2 separate regions of the Homo sapiens genome follow, and region 1 is linked to region 2. The links are chromatin contacts, found by Hi-C or POLR2A ChIA-PET in ENCODE. All regions are on one chromosome and are shown on one strand. The core of a region is the stretch at or near the end of the contact, and the rest is flanking DNA. Distances in the headings are between cores, read along the strand shown. Region 1 has its middle 41 kb from the start of GNAQ. Region 2 overlaps GNAQ (G protein subunit alpha q).

The links. Hi-C counts contacts between places; a loop is a spot of excess contacts on that map. ChIA-PET counts read pairs that join two places held with the same protein, here RNA polymerase II (POLR2A). Pooled maps may share reads with other maps.
Region 1: a loop to region 2 is called in a pooled map, with 3 times the contacts of the local background. The contact joins two enhancer-like sites. A Hi-C loop is called at or near these places in 4 of 50 pooled maps. POLR2A ChIA-PET finds 5 or more read pairs at or near these places in 2 of 52 experiments (CD4-positive, alpha-beta T cell and T-cell).

What each region holds. Positions count from the first base shown.
Region 1 is chr9:78,069,776-78,076,363 of GRCh38, reverse strand. No RefSeq gene overlaps it. Among named protein-coding and RNA genes, the nearest start is that of GNAQ, 41 kb to the right of the region's middle. Within about 2 kb of position 1,528, at least 3 of the 41 ENCODE cell types and tissues checked have a DNase peak (open chromatin) inside an H3K27ac peak, as active enhancers do.
Region 2 is chr9:77,973,666-77,980,418 of GRCh38, reverse strand. The region is part of intron 1 of GNAQ (G protein subunit alpha q); the gene reads left to right. Among named protein-coding and RNA genes, the nearest start is that of GNAQ, 55 kb to the left of the region's middle. RefSeq lists an enhancer at 2,792-3,086. Within about 2 kb of position 3,043, at least 13 of the 41 ENCODE cell types and tissues checked have a DNase peak (open chromatin) inside an H3K27ac peak, as active enhancers do.

The sequences.
Region 1 (6,588 bases), core at 279-2,778, 97 kb before region 2:
ATCTTCCATCACTGATACCCTTTCTTCCAGTTGATTGTATTGGCTACTGAGTCTTGTGCATTCATCATGTAGTTCTCATGCCTTGGTTTTCAGCTCCATGAGGTCCTTTAATGACTTCTCTGCATTTGTTATTCTAGTTAGCCATTCATCTAATTTTTTTTCAAGGTTTTTAACTTCTTTGCCCTGGGTTCGAACTTCCTCCTTTAGCTCGGAGTAGTTTGATCATCTGAAGCCTTCTTCTCTCAACTCGTCAAAGTCATTCTCCATCCAGCTTTGTTCCGTTGCTGGTGAGGAGATGTGTTCCTTTGGAGGAGGAGAGGCACTCTGATTTTTAGAGTTTCCGGTTTTTCTGCTCTGTTTTTTCCCCATCTTTGTGGTTTTACCTACCTTTGGTCTTTGATGATGGTGACGTACAGGTGGGGTTTTGGTGTGGATGTCCTTTCTGTTTGTTAGTTTTCCTTCTAACAGTCAGGACCCTCAGCTGCAGGTCTGTTGGATTTTGCTGGAGGTCCACTCCAGACCCTGTTTGCCTGGTTATCAGCAGTGGAGGCTACAGAACAGTGGATATGGTGAACAGCAAATGTTGCTGCGTGATCATTCCTCTGGAAGTTTTGTCTCAGAGGAGTACCTGGCCGTGTGAGGTGTCAGTCTGCCCCTATTGGGGGGTGCCTCCCAGTTAGGCTACTCGGGGGTCAGGGGCCCACTTGAGAAGGCAGCCTGTCCGTTCTCAGATCTCAAGCTGCGTGCTGGGAGAACCACTACTCTCTTCAAAGCTCATTTGGAAATGCAGAAATCACCCATCTTCTGCATCACTCACACTGGGAGCCGTAGACTGGAGCTGTTCCTATTCGGCCATCTTGGCTCCACCTGCAGTCAGTTTTTTAAAAAAGGAATCCCCCAGTGAGATTTCACATCAGGTGGCCACCAGTTACATAGTCTGCCTTTTTTTTTTTTTTTCTTCCTTCCCTTAACTGTCTCACTTTCTCACTCCCTTACTGATGGATCCTGGAATCACCTCAAACAGACTACCTGAAATCACATCCCATGACAGCACTTTTTCTGGGAGACAAAAACCTAAAATAGAAAACTGAAGGAACAAAGCACTCCTGCCAATGGGTGTGGCAAAACGTTTCTAAAGCACTGGCTTAGAGAAGGGATACTTAGCAAAAGTTTGCTTTAAAGTTTGAAAAGTATATTCAGCACTAAATAGATGCTCCCACAACTGACATGGCTGCCTATTGCAGCCAGTAGTCCTCTATTTTGCAGCCACATCAGTTGCCTTGGATTACATCATCTGTGGTGATTGAGGCTGCAGCCATTAGGTTACGCTGTCCATGTGGCTTAACTAATGTAAAGGGATCCAAATCCCAGGCCATTGTTGTCTGGTTAAATTTTTCTTTTTAATCAAAAATTGTTCCGAAACAAAAGACAAAGACCAGCAAAGGAAATAAGATAACAAACAGTTATGTGGGTTTTTGTGACAGGAAGAGGGCAAGAGAAAAGTGTCTTTGAAAGGAAGATTCAAAGCATGATTCATATCTCTAAGCTAAGTTGATGATGCAGCTCCTGGCAAATGACTTCCATTTAGGACAACTCCATGAATGTTTGCTGAGTGAGTGAGTGAATGGATGAGGGGATGTGTGAATTCATAAATAAGTGAAGGGATGTTTGCTCTGCCAAAGAAATCCTCTTATTGCCCATTCCTGGAAGATGAAGAGAGGAGGAAAGAACATGGTTACCTTCACAGTTAAAGTCATGTAGGAGGCTTTATGAGTATTTCAGGGCAGGGTGGAGTTGAAAGCTCTCTCTCGTCTTGATAAGGCCAGGGTCAATGTTCACAGAGAATAGAGCCAAACTTCTGAAAATTAAAAAAAAGTTGAAAATGCAAACCTGACTAGACATGGGAACAGGTTGTAAGAAACCCTTGAGAAATGAGTGATGCATGACTTCAGATGTTCTAGAGGAAACTTTATGGACTTCTGGACAGTGAAGAGCTATAGCTGGAGAAATAATCTTTTTGACCCTCTGATCTACCCGTAGAGAAACCAGCCTCACAGATTACACTTAAAATAGTCTTTATCCCCCAACCTAAACTATTTCTCTCCACCTTTCCTCCCTCCCTGCTTCCCGCCTAGCTTCCTTCTTTCCCTCCCCACTTCCTTCCGCCTGTTGTTCCAGTTCCCCTCTTACCATCCCCCCTGCTTTCTTCCTTCCTTCCTGCAAATAGTTGAATTACAGTTAAGAAAAATGACTTTTGACTTAAGTGAGATGTCAAAAGAAGAAGAAACCGGGCTTTAGAGAGGAGCAGTAGATCAGGAAAGAACAATTGGTAGAAAAGTCATTTGAGGTGATCATCAAATAAAAGTTCTAAAGGGAAGACCGAGGAAGAGAATTGCAGAAGGAAGTGCTGAGTGTGCGAAGGAATGGAGGAGCTGTCCAGGGCACAGGCTGCTCCACGTGGTGAGAGTAAACGATGAGCGTGGGTAGGCGCAGAGGATGATGTCAGAGAGTTGACAGGAGCCAGATTTTAAAAAGGCTCACGCCTGACACCATCAATAGCTGTTCCCAAATGTGAACAACTCCTGACCCACACCCCACCAAATTCTCTTGTAAGTGTACAAACACATGGACTGGCACACCCTTGTTTCAATATGAGCCATACAAATTCATATACTATTCCTGATGTCAGGGCACCTTGGACTATACCGTCTATGGTGATTGAGGCTGTAGCCATTAGCTGAGCTGTCCATGTAGCTTAACTAATGTAAAGGGATCCACATCCCAGACTATGACCCAGCAGTGCCCCTCAGGTCACATGTTTATATGTCGGGGAGGAAGGGCCGTGGAACATCTCTCCACTGGGGATGGGGTTGGCCTTTTGATCCATCTATTGTCCCTTGTAATTTCTGGCAATGACATCAAAGATCAGCAGCTCAGTCAATGGAAGGATTTTATACAGGAATTTGATGTAATCAGATTTGCATTCTAGACAGAAAATTTCAGACAGTTGAGAGAACAGCAACTTTAGTTTAATTTACGCTCAGACTTTACAACTGAATCCCCTTGTAAGATGTGACTTCTTAATCCTTACAACCAGAACAAGAAAGAAAAAATCTCTTAGCATGCATTAAAGGTACAGAGGTTTAATATTAATGAAACCAAATAAACACTTTGGAACTCCCCACCTATTTGCCATCAACACATGGGAATTGATAGTCATCTTAAAGCTAGCCTGGCATGACCACTCGGACATATGGACTTTCTTTTTCTTCCTGCTTTGATGTTAGCTCAGTAGTTCTCAAACTTTCATGTTTAGTTAGATTGCATATGCGAAACCATATATGCTGTGCTAGGTGGGAAATGTTTGAGTCATTTTGACTCTTTGAGACCTTTGCATTATATACTCTCTAGCCTCTCCACCTAAGTTTAAGATTCTCATCTCTAGTCTTGAGCAATGGTCCAGGAAAGAGATAAGAACAGCAGAACTCAAGGTAATGGCTGCAGGAATGTGAAAAACATCTATTCAGGAAACTGGAGCTTTGCTTCCTAACTCTGTCTCCTGCTCTCTGGTCTCATCAATCCCACTTCTTGCTTTTGACCTACATTCCCTGTGCCTTCACTCTGCCCCACACTTCCTAGCTGTTAGGTTAGATTATGAGCCCTGATGTGGATACACGTTCATTTTTCTCTCCCTTCTCTCTGTGGAAACCTGGTGCCTATGGCAAATTCCTGATCTCAGTGGGTTGACTCATCTCACACAGATTAAACTAAACTGGAATGGATCTCCCACAATGAGTATAATCTTTTTAAAATTTATTTTCCAATTTCCTCATCGATGAGCTGGGCATAATAATAATACAGACTTCATGGTTGTCAAAGGATTAAACTGGATAATGAAAAGTAAAATTTTCAGCATACTAACCAGATAGTAAGTTCTCAGTACATCTTAGCTACTTCTTCTGCCCTAATGTCTATGAGTTTTTACAGAATAATACACTTATTATTTTTATTTAAAATTTTTATAGATACATAATAGTCACACTGCACTTATCTTTAAGTTTATGCAGAAGAGTAATATTTTCAGACAATGAGTATAGATACACTTATGTTGACTTCTGCCTTGATATTCTGCCAAAATTTGCTCTTTGGCTCTGGTTTCAATCTTTGCCTTTGGAAAGCTAGAAAGCTGATTGCTCTTTTCACTCTCATTCCTCATATTTTTAACGTCGTCAATGACCAATGATCATATATTCAGGTACTCCACCATCACACATAACCAGCATAACAACTTCAGTTATGCCAATAAGATCTACCACTCAGATATTTTTATGACTGTCTAAATATTTTCTTTCATTCAACATGTAACTTAAAGTGAAAATTACCCTTATGTGCTTTATATATTGGAGTTTTATTAGTTGAAATAGATGCATATTTATTACAGTAAGTTAACATGCTATGAGAATTAAAGACAACTGTTAATGTCACTAAAATTATATACAAAAGCACAAAACAATTTTTAAATACTTAGATGAACAGGAATATAGATTGATGCTTAAGAATATTAAGAGAGGAAAATAGCTGGAAACATCCAAGAAGAGTATCATACTTTTTGAGCCAATATATCTTATAAAAATTTAAATAATAAATAGCATGTTATTCAAGATTAGATTAGACCATAATTCTAATATCTGCAAAATTGTTTGATATACTTTTGTTTATAACTTTACAGAAAATAACCTTAAGTTATTACATTCTTAAATTCTTAAGAATTTGATGTAATCCGATCCATTGTCATTTGGGCCATGAATATATACAGGGAGATTCTTGTTTATGAATTCTCATCTTATAGGGGAAACTAAAAGTAGAATACTGACTTTACACTTCAACATTTCACAGATAGGAATATTTTTAAATTATATATAATAACACCCATGATGAGCCAACTTTAATTCCAGAGGTAATAAAGAATATAAAGAAGGCTGGGCATGAGTGGTTCACGCCTGTAATCCCAGCACTTTGGGAAGCCGAGGCAGGTGGATCACTTGAGGTCAGGAGTTTGAGACTAGCCTGGCCAACATGGTGAAACCCCGTCTCTACTAAAAACACAAAGCCGGATGTGGTGGCAGGCATCTATAATCCCAGCTACTCGGGAAGCTGAGGCAGGGGAATCACTTGAACCCAGGAGGTAGAGGTGGCAGTGAGCCAAGATCGTGCCATTGCACTCCAGCCTGGGCAACAAGAGTGAAACTCCATCTCAAAAAACAAAAAAGAATATTAAGAAGAGAAGAAAGCAACAGAGAAAATGCCTATTTACAGACCCCCACATAGTGAATGGCACTACTAGTATTGTGTAGTGTATAACCTGTGCAACTGTATATGGTGGTCATATATGTTCAGAGTCAAAAATGCAGACAAGTGACAGGCTGGCAGTGCTGAGAAACTTTCATTCCTACACTGTAATGTCAAACATTTTGATTACTAAGATTGTTTAAAACAAAATTTTCGTAATAATGACTTTTAAGTTAATATTCTTGGATTTATTTTTAGAGGCCAGAGGTTCATCCTGAAATATGATTGCTGTCCTCAGCAGAATATCTATTTTACCCCATGGCCATTTGGCAATTAGCCAAAATGTGTATTCAGCATACCTCTAACTACATGAAGATTTATTTTCTGTACTCTTTTTCTTGTTACCATGATGATAATCATCTTAATGCAATACACACGTGCAAAAATGTGATTCTTTATTTTTCTCCAATCAAACTGAGCCCAACTCATATGAGCTTTGATTACTTCTAATAGAAGAAAAGGTAATCTGACCAATTCAAAGCAAACACAACTCCTTCTAGGTTAAAATTTCAGCTTCTTCCAAGAAAGTGATTGGTCCAGTTGCAGGCTTCTACACTCTCTCCTCTCCTTTTCTTCCTAGGAAAGATCTGAGATCTAGTGTACCATTTGGCAATGCTCAGGACTAGCCAATTGTCAGCACTAGGACTCAGGGTTGCCCAGTCATCTCATATAATGAGAGAAGGTGGAGATCTAGAATTTTATATAAAAATGCTTGCGACTGGGCGCAGTGGCTCACACCTGTAATCCCAACACTTTGGGAGGCTGAGGCAGGTAGATCACCTGAGGTCAGGAGTTCGAGACCAGCCTGACCAGTATGGTGAAACCCTGTCTCTACTAAAAATACAAAAATTAGCTGGGTGTTGTGGTGGGTGCCTGTAGTCCCAGGTATTCGGGAGGCTGAGACAGGAGAACTGCTTGAACCTGGGAGGGAGAGGTTGCAATGAGCCAAGATCGTGCCATTGCACTGCAGCCTGGACAACAGAGCAAGCTCCGTCCCAAAACAAAACAAAACAAAAAACAAAACTTGCATTTGTAATTCTGGATCAGTTTCTGCTCCAGCTCTGTGTCGAGAGGCTGGCTTTTAGGGATGGCATCAATGGACTTCTTTGCCTCCTGGCTTCCTGTTGGGCTTCTCCTGTGGGAGTCATCAGTCATGGGTCATGCAAGGGTAGAGGACACTGAAGCAGGACGCTCTCTGCAAGGCATTGGATTGGACTGGGCTGGCCATGACTGTCTCCT
Region 2 (6,753 bases), core at 1,794-4,293:
TGACAAGAATAATAATACTCATTCTCCTCCTCATATTTTCTTAGGACCTGAGTAAGTACTACAGCTTGATGCTCAGTCCTCACTTACTGTGGCTAATTCGAGAGACACTTGATACTGAAATGCAAGATCTGGTGTTACTCAGCACTGGTTTATGAGCACCAGGGGCTATGCTTTTTGCTATATACACATCACAGTCTGCCTTCATAGTACCCCTGCAGAGGAGGTGGTATTGTGCCTGTTGTACAGGGTAAGAAACAAAGGTTCAGAAAACTTCAGTAACTCTTTCAAGGCTTGAGGTCACACCACAAAGAACGTAGTTTATCCAGGATTTGAACTCAGCATTCTGTTACCCCACAGCCGTTGCTCTTTCTGTTGTGCAGCATTGATTCTCTTGTAACTTTGTCTATTTTCATAAATTAATTTGTCTCTAGGAACAGGCAGCTTTCTCTCTTCTAGATGTTATGACCTATTTTCTGTCTCATAACATGGCCAAGTACATAATTTGAGACTGTGTTTTTTATTGTTTGTCTTACGTTGTTTTTCAGCAAATAAACATTAACCAAAATCAGGTAGCCAAGATGCCAAATCATGTAGCAAACCTACACATAGGGGGAACAAAGAAAAACTGAACATGCTAAGTAAGCCATCTTTTCACCTAGCGTCTTAATTGTGAGGCATATATGTTGCATGTTGCTTGTGAAAGTATCTTAGTATCATAAGATGCAGTTCAGAATTGTAATCAAAGAAGGGGCTATTTTTTAGTCTTCCAGAGAGTTCAGTCTCCCCCCCCTTGGGCATGCACCCTGGGGCTTTGGGACCTCAGAGGTTCTTTTTATTAGCTTAATTGTTTAGCTCGTTAACTGTTCCCTTGTGCTTTCCTAGTAAGGGGCACTTCCCTACTAGAAGGGGATGAACTCCAGCTGGTATTGAGGTCATATGAGTGTAGTTTTGATTGAAAAAAAGAACAACATGGACACAAATATTGGCCATGACAGGTAGATATCAAATAGTTCTTTCATATATTTTAATTTTAATTTAATTTAATTTAATTTTTTTTTTTTTGAGACAGAGTCTCGCTCTTGTTGCCCAGGCTGGAGTGCAATGGCGCCATCTCGGCTCACCGCAACCTCTACCTCCTGTGTTCAAGCAATTCTCCAGCCTCAGCGTCCCGAGTAACTGGGATTATAGGCATCCGCCACCGTACCTGGTTAATTTTTGGATTTTTAGTAGAGACAGGGTTTCACCATGATGGCCAGGCTGGTCTTGAACTCCTGGCCTCAGGTGATCTGCCCACCTCGGCCTCCCAAAGCACTGGAATTACAGGCATGAGCCACCACCCAGCCGAATTTTTATTTTATTTTTCTGAGACAGAGTCTTACTCTGTCACTCAGGCTGGAGTACAGTGGCACAATCTAGGCAGAGGCAACCTCTGCCTCCCAGTTTCAAGCGATTCTCGTGACTCAGTCTCCTGAGTAGCTGGGATTACAGGTCAGTGCCACCACGCCCGGCTGATTTTTGTGTTTTTAGTAGAGACATGGTTTTACCATGTTGTCCAGGCTGGTCTTGAACTGACCTCAATTGATCCACTCGCCTCGCCTCCCAAAGTGCTGGGATTATAGGCGTGAGCCACTGTACCTGGCCCATTTTTTTTAAAAGTGAAAAACCAAACTAAAGTGTGATAATAGTTTTGAACATTTAGTGGAGTGTAAGAAAAGAGAACCCATTTGACTCAGGTTCACTGATAAAGGGTTCTATTTCCTTTTCTAGGAGTTGAGCATTGCTGTTGGTTTTGTGGGAGGTAATATTTACACAATCATACTGCTGTGGATGTAGCTAAATAGTTTATTGGTTAATCCCCACACAAGACAGGAAAGATGTAATTATAACTACAGAGAGAAAACAATCATCAAGGTTTTAAAATCTAGCAATGCAAAGGGAGTGAAAGAGCAGACAGAAGCCTGAGGCTAGAAGGCAGGAAAAGAGGCAGGAGGGAGAGGGACCTTGGTACTCATTTTCTTCTTTTACATGGTGGGATGTAGAGAAATACTGTGTAATACTGCTGAAACAGGAAACAGAGCTAACCAATTGAAGGACTAAAAATAGTATAATCAAGAAAACTAGAGACAAAATAGAGGTGAAGTAAGTGTGAATGAGTTAGATACGGGGGAGGCGGTAAGTCAGTAGATTCTGTCTGAAGTTGACACATCAGGGATAGAAGCCTGTCATTTCGTTAAGCTGATCACCATAGAAGGACTGTAAAAGCAATAATGGAAGGGAGTGGAAATGGGGAGTATGGGCCCAGAGACACTTACTTTCCACTTTTTACCATGCTTCTGTTTAGGAAAAGTTACCTGCACATGTATTACTTTTCATATAATTTAAGAAAAAGGAAGAATTTCAGCAAATTGTAGATGTACAGTGTCAGGAATAATTTTCCACGCATACTATGACATTACTGTTATTACTAGGGTACCAGGGACTGCTGTTGCCACTGGTGGAGGGTTCTGGTTTCCAAAGAATCAGGACAAGGGGGTTAAGTTGGGGCAAGGTGACAGATAACTACACCCATGATCCCATTCAGGTATTCAACTGGTTTCATGGTTGGATCCTGATCAAAATATGGCAGAAGTATTTAGATAGAAGAAACATAAAGGAAAGAACCCCACTAGCCTTCTTCAGACTTGCAAAGTGAAAATGTTCCTCCTATAAGGGGCTGCTGGGGAAGCCCAGCACCCTGGCTAATGCTCCAGGGTTGCAGAACCCCGCTTCTTGTTCTGGGATGCCATGGCCATTCTGGAGAGTGCATGTCTGCGTTGCCTTTGTTTTCTCTAGTCTGAGGAGTGGCTGAGCTTCAGGGCACTGACTTCCTCCCAGGAACTTCCTGAAAGGGGAAATTTCGACTTTGCTGTATGAACACTCTGAATGCCTGTGGGTTGAACAATGGTAGCTGCTGTTGTTTTTTTTTCAAGAGGGAGCTCAATTTTGTTTTGACCTTGGGAAGTGTGGATAGTTGTGTTCATGGCGCCTCCATGTGGGCGGTCAAGGAAGAAAGTCTTGGGGTAGGAGCCCTTGGAGAATGAGGACTTGATTTTGCCATTTTTGCTTTTGGCCTTAATCTGTGTTGTTGTGGAGACAGTAGTACTGAGATGGGGTTAGGGTGGGGAATGGAGTGTGGAGAAGGGCCAGGGAAGGAGCTAACTAGAGGGTTAGTGCCAATAGCTGAAGGAAGCGCTCTGCCTTAGGAGGCTTTATAAATAGTTGCCTTTATCCAGTGTGTCTCATTTTGCCTCTCTCAGGCCTAATTTCTAAATAATCCCATTTTTCAAGATAAAGGAGATAAAAAGGGGTACTCTGAGATTCTCCCAGCAGGTGTGAAATCCTGCCTAATAATTGTAGCTGCAGATTTCTCTATCAGGAATTGATTTGCTGTTAATATAGTCTAGTGCTTGATGCTTGCAAAGTCATATGCCTTTGGGATTCAGGCAGGTGGTTTTAAATGAGTGACACTGGGTGGGACCTCTGGCCAACTAAAACCTTATGGCTCATTGAAGCTGTTGTTCAGCTTTGAATGTTGCCATGTATGGAGAGCAGGTTTTTAGGCTTGCCAGAGCTTCCAGTTTTTCCAGGTAAATAAAATATCTGCTTTTTATGTGAAATCTCTTGGATTTTAAATGTTGCCAACTAATCGAAAAGCTTAAAACTATTGTCTAGAATTAAAAAACAAGCCTGGGCCGGGCGTGTTGGCTCACGCCTGTAATCCCAGCACTTTGGGAGGCTGAGGTGGGTGGATCACGAGGTCAGGAGTTTGAGACCAGCCTGACCAATATGGTGAAACCCCATCTCTGCTAAAAATGCAAAAATTAGCCAGCGTGGCAGCGCGTGCCTGTAATCCCAGCTACTTGGGAGGCTGAGGCAGGAGAATCACCTGAACCTGGGAGGCGGAGGTTGCACTGAGTTGAGATCGTGCCATTGCACTCCAGCCTGGGCAACAGAGCGAGACTCTGTCTCAAAAAAAACAAAAACAAAAACAAAAAAAAACCAAAAACCAAAAAACAAAAACCAAGCCTGTTGAGTGGATAGTTTTTGGCTGCCAATTTTTACCACTGGTTAGGACTCTTAACACCTGACCCCAGTTGTTCTTCAGCCTTGATTGTTGAAAATGAGCTGAACATTTACTGGGCACTTTACTTTGTGTTCTACCTTTTTCTAAAAGCATTTAAAGATGCTTTTGTTAAATATAAACTAATATAAATTAGAAGCAGGTGGAAGACAAAAAGTTAAAACAACTGCAGGATAGTAAATGGAATCAGAATGAAATGATACACATAATGTCAGTGAACCTCAAACTGGGCATGGAGCTTGCTAGCAACTGGCATAACATAGAAGCCTTATCAGTTATACCACTTGTAGTATCTTTAAAACAAACTGTTTAACAGTGACATGGCTCTTCCCGATGCCAGGATCAGAAGGACAGCTCTCAGAAGGGTCTTCAAAAGAACACACTGAATCCTATGACTCTCATTGCAGTGAGAGCTTTATAGGATTGTTCTTCCTGTTGCTCTCCATTAAAAGGCCGATAACGGGGCTGAGCGCAGTGGCTCACGCCTGTAATCCCAGCACTTTGGGAGGCTGAGGCGGGTGGATCATGAGGTCAAGAGATCAACCATCCTGGCCAACATGGTGAAACCCCGTCTCTACTAAAAATACAGAAATTAGCTGGGCATGGTGGTGTGCGCGTGTAATCCCAACTACTCGGGAAGCTGAGGCAGAAGAATTGCTTGAACCTGGGAGGAGGAGGTTGCAGTGAACCGAGATCGCGCCACTGCCCTCCAGCCTGCTGAGAGAGCGAGACCTTGTCTCAAAAAAAAAAAAAAAAAAAAAAGGGGGGGCTGATAACAGTAAAAGTGTAGTTTGGGAAATGAGATACTAGCAATGGGACCTTGGGTAAGTTGCCCTATTTTTCTAAACCTGTTTCCTTATCTGTATAATGAAGATAATTATATTAATACAAAGCAACCACTCTCAAAGGACCATTGTGAGGCTTAGCTGGTACAGTTTGAATAAAGCACTTATTGCAGTTCTTGGTACCCAGTAAGCATTCTGTAAAAGTTGGCTGTGGTGAGTTAGAGAATTGCTAGCAGTGAGAGCTTAGTTGTCAGAATGATTTAAATGTGACTGTCCAAGATTTATTTACGGCACTTAAATGTTTTCGTTTGCTGCAATACAATTTTTTATCCCACTTAATCCTGGGTCACCAAAAAAGTGTTGAGTTACTTATGTACAGAGGATTTTGCAAGGCTCTAGGGGATGGGCCCTGTAGGGAACTTGTATTTTGGCTAACTAGGTAAAGACACAATACAAGACAGGGAGCACCAAGGGCCATCTGAGCAAGGCTGAGTCGATCCATTGAGGGGTTGTCACAGTGGGCTGATACCAAACTAAGACTTCACAGTGATCCACTTTATTATTTGGCAGGTAGAATTTTATAGTTTGAATCATTCCAAACACTGTACAAGAATATTTCAAGCTATGCAACAAAGTAAAATGAGGATTTACCTGAGTATTTTGTATGAATCATTATAGGAGCAAGGTGAACAGCAGCAATCCGTCATGCTTTGCAGTTTGTATTAATTAAACCTTAGAACGTGGGGTAGTTAGGTTGAGCCATCCTTTGCATATTTTTTCATTACAGAGAGTCTTCTCAGCTGGCCTTGGGGCATGCAGAGAGGTGGAGATCTGTGTGAGCAGCTATAGCACTAGGCAGCCTTGCATCCTGGGTGTTGAAAGTGCAGGCCATTATCCTCCCCTCTGACCTCCAAGATGTTAGGTGGCCTTTCTGTGCCTCAGTTTTATCATCTGTAAATTGGGTATGATTGTACTAGTGCCTAGTACATAAGGAGTGCTGCAAAGATTACATGAGTGTCTTTAAAGTCCTTACAACAGTATCTCACACATAGTAAGCATGGCATGTGGTAGTTACTATCATTAGTCCCTCTTGGAGCAATGTATATTAAAATTTTAAAGACAGCTGTCTGGTCAGGATTGGACATGCAGCCTGTAGTTTCAGAACAGAATGCAGCTGACTGTGTACATGGGGATAACTTTATAATGCCCTGGACCTCATTAGCTCATGGCTGTGGAATGGATGGGGGCATCTGGAGGGTCCCTGTTTCAGACCCAGAAATTGAAAGCTCAGCCCCAGCCTCAGCTCCAGCTTACTTGCTCTGTTGATATATGGCGAGTTCTTCAGTGTCTTAAAGTTTCTTTGTGCCTACAAAACAGGCTTAACCTTTCATTCTTGGTGTGTGCTGAATTTTCATAAGAAATTCAGGAATATAATGGTTGGATGAATGAGTTATATTTTAAAGATTATTAAAAATTAAAGGAGATGCAAATATAACAGCTAAATATTATTGCTTTGACTTCTAGGTTTTTGTAAGAATCTAAGTATATAGTATTCACCATATGAGAAAATTAAGTTTTACCTTATTATATAATAACCCAGTAAGGACTTTAGTTAATTGTTCAATTTTTTAAAAAAAATTTCCTGGAAATCTCTAAGATTGAACATGAAGACCCAGAAAATGACTTCATTGCCCCCTACTTTGAGTCTCACTCTGTCGCCCAGGCTGGAGTGCAGTGGCACAATCTCAGCTCACTGCAGCCTGTGCCTCCCACATTCAAGCGATTCTCCTGCCTCAGGCTCCCAAGTGGCTAAAGATCATAGGCACACGCCACCATGCCCAGCTAATT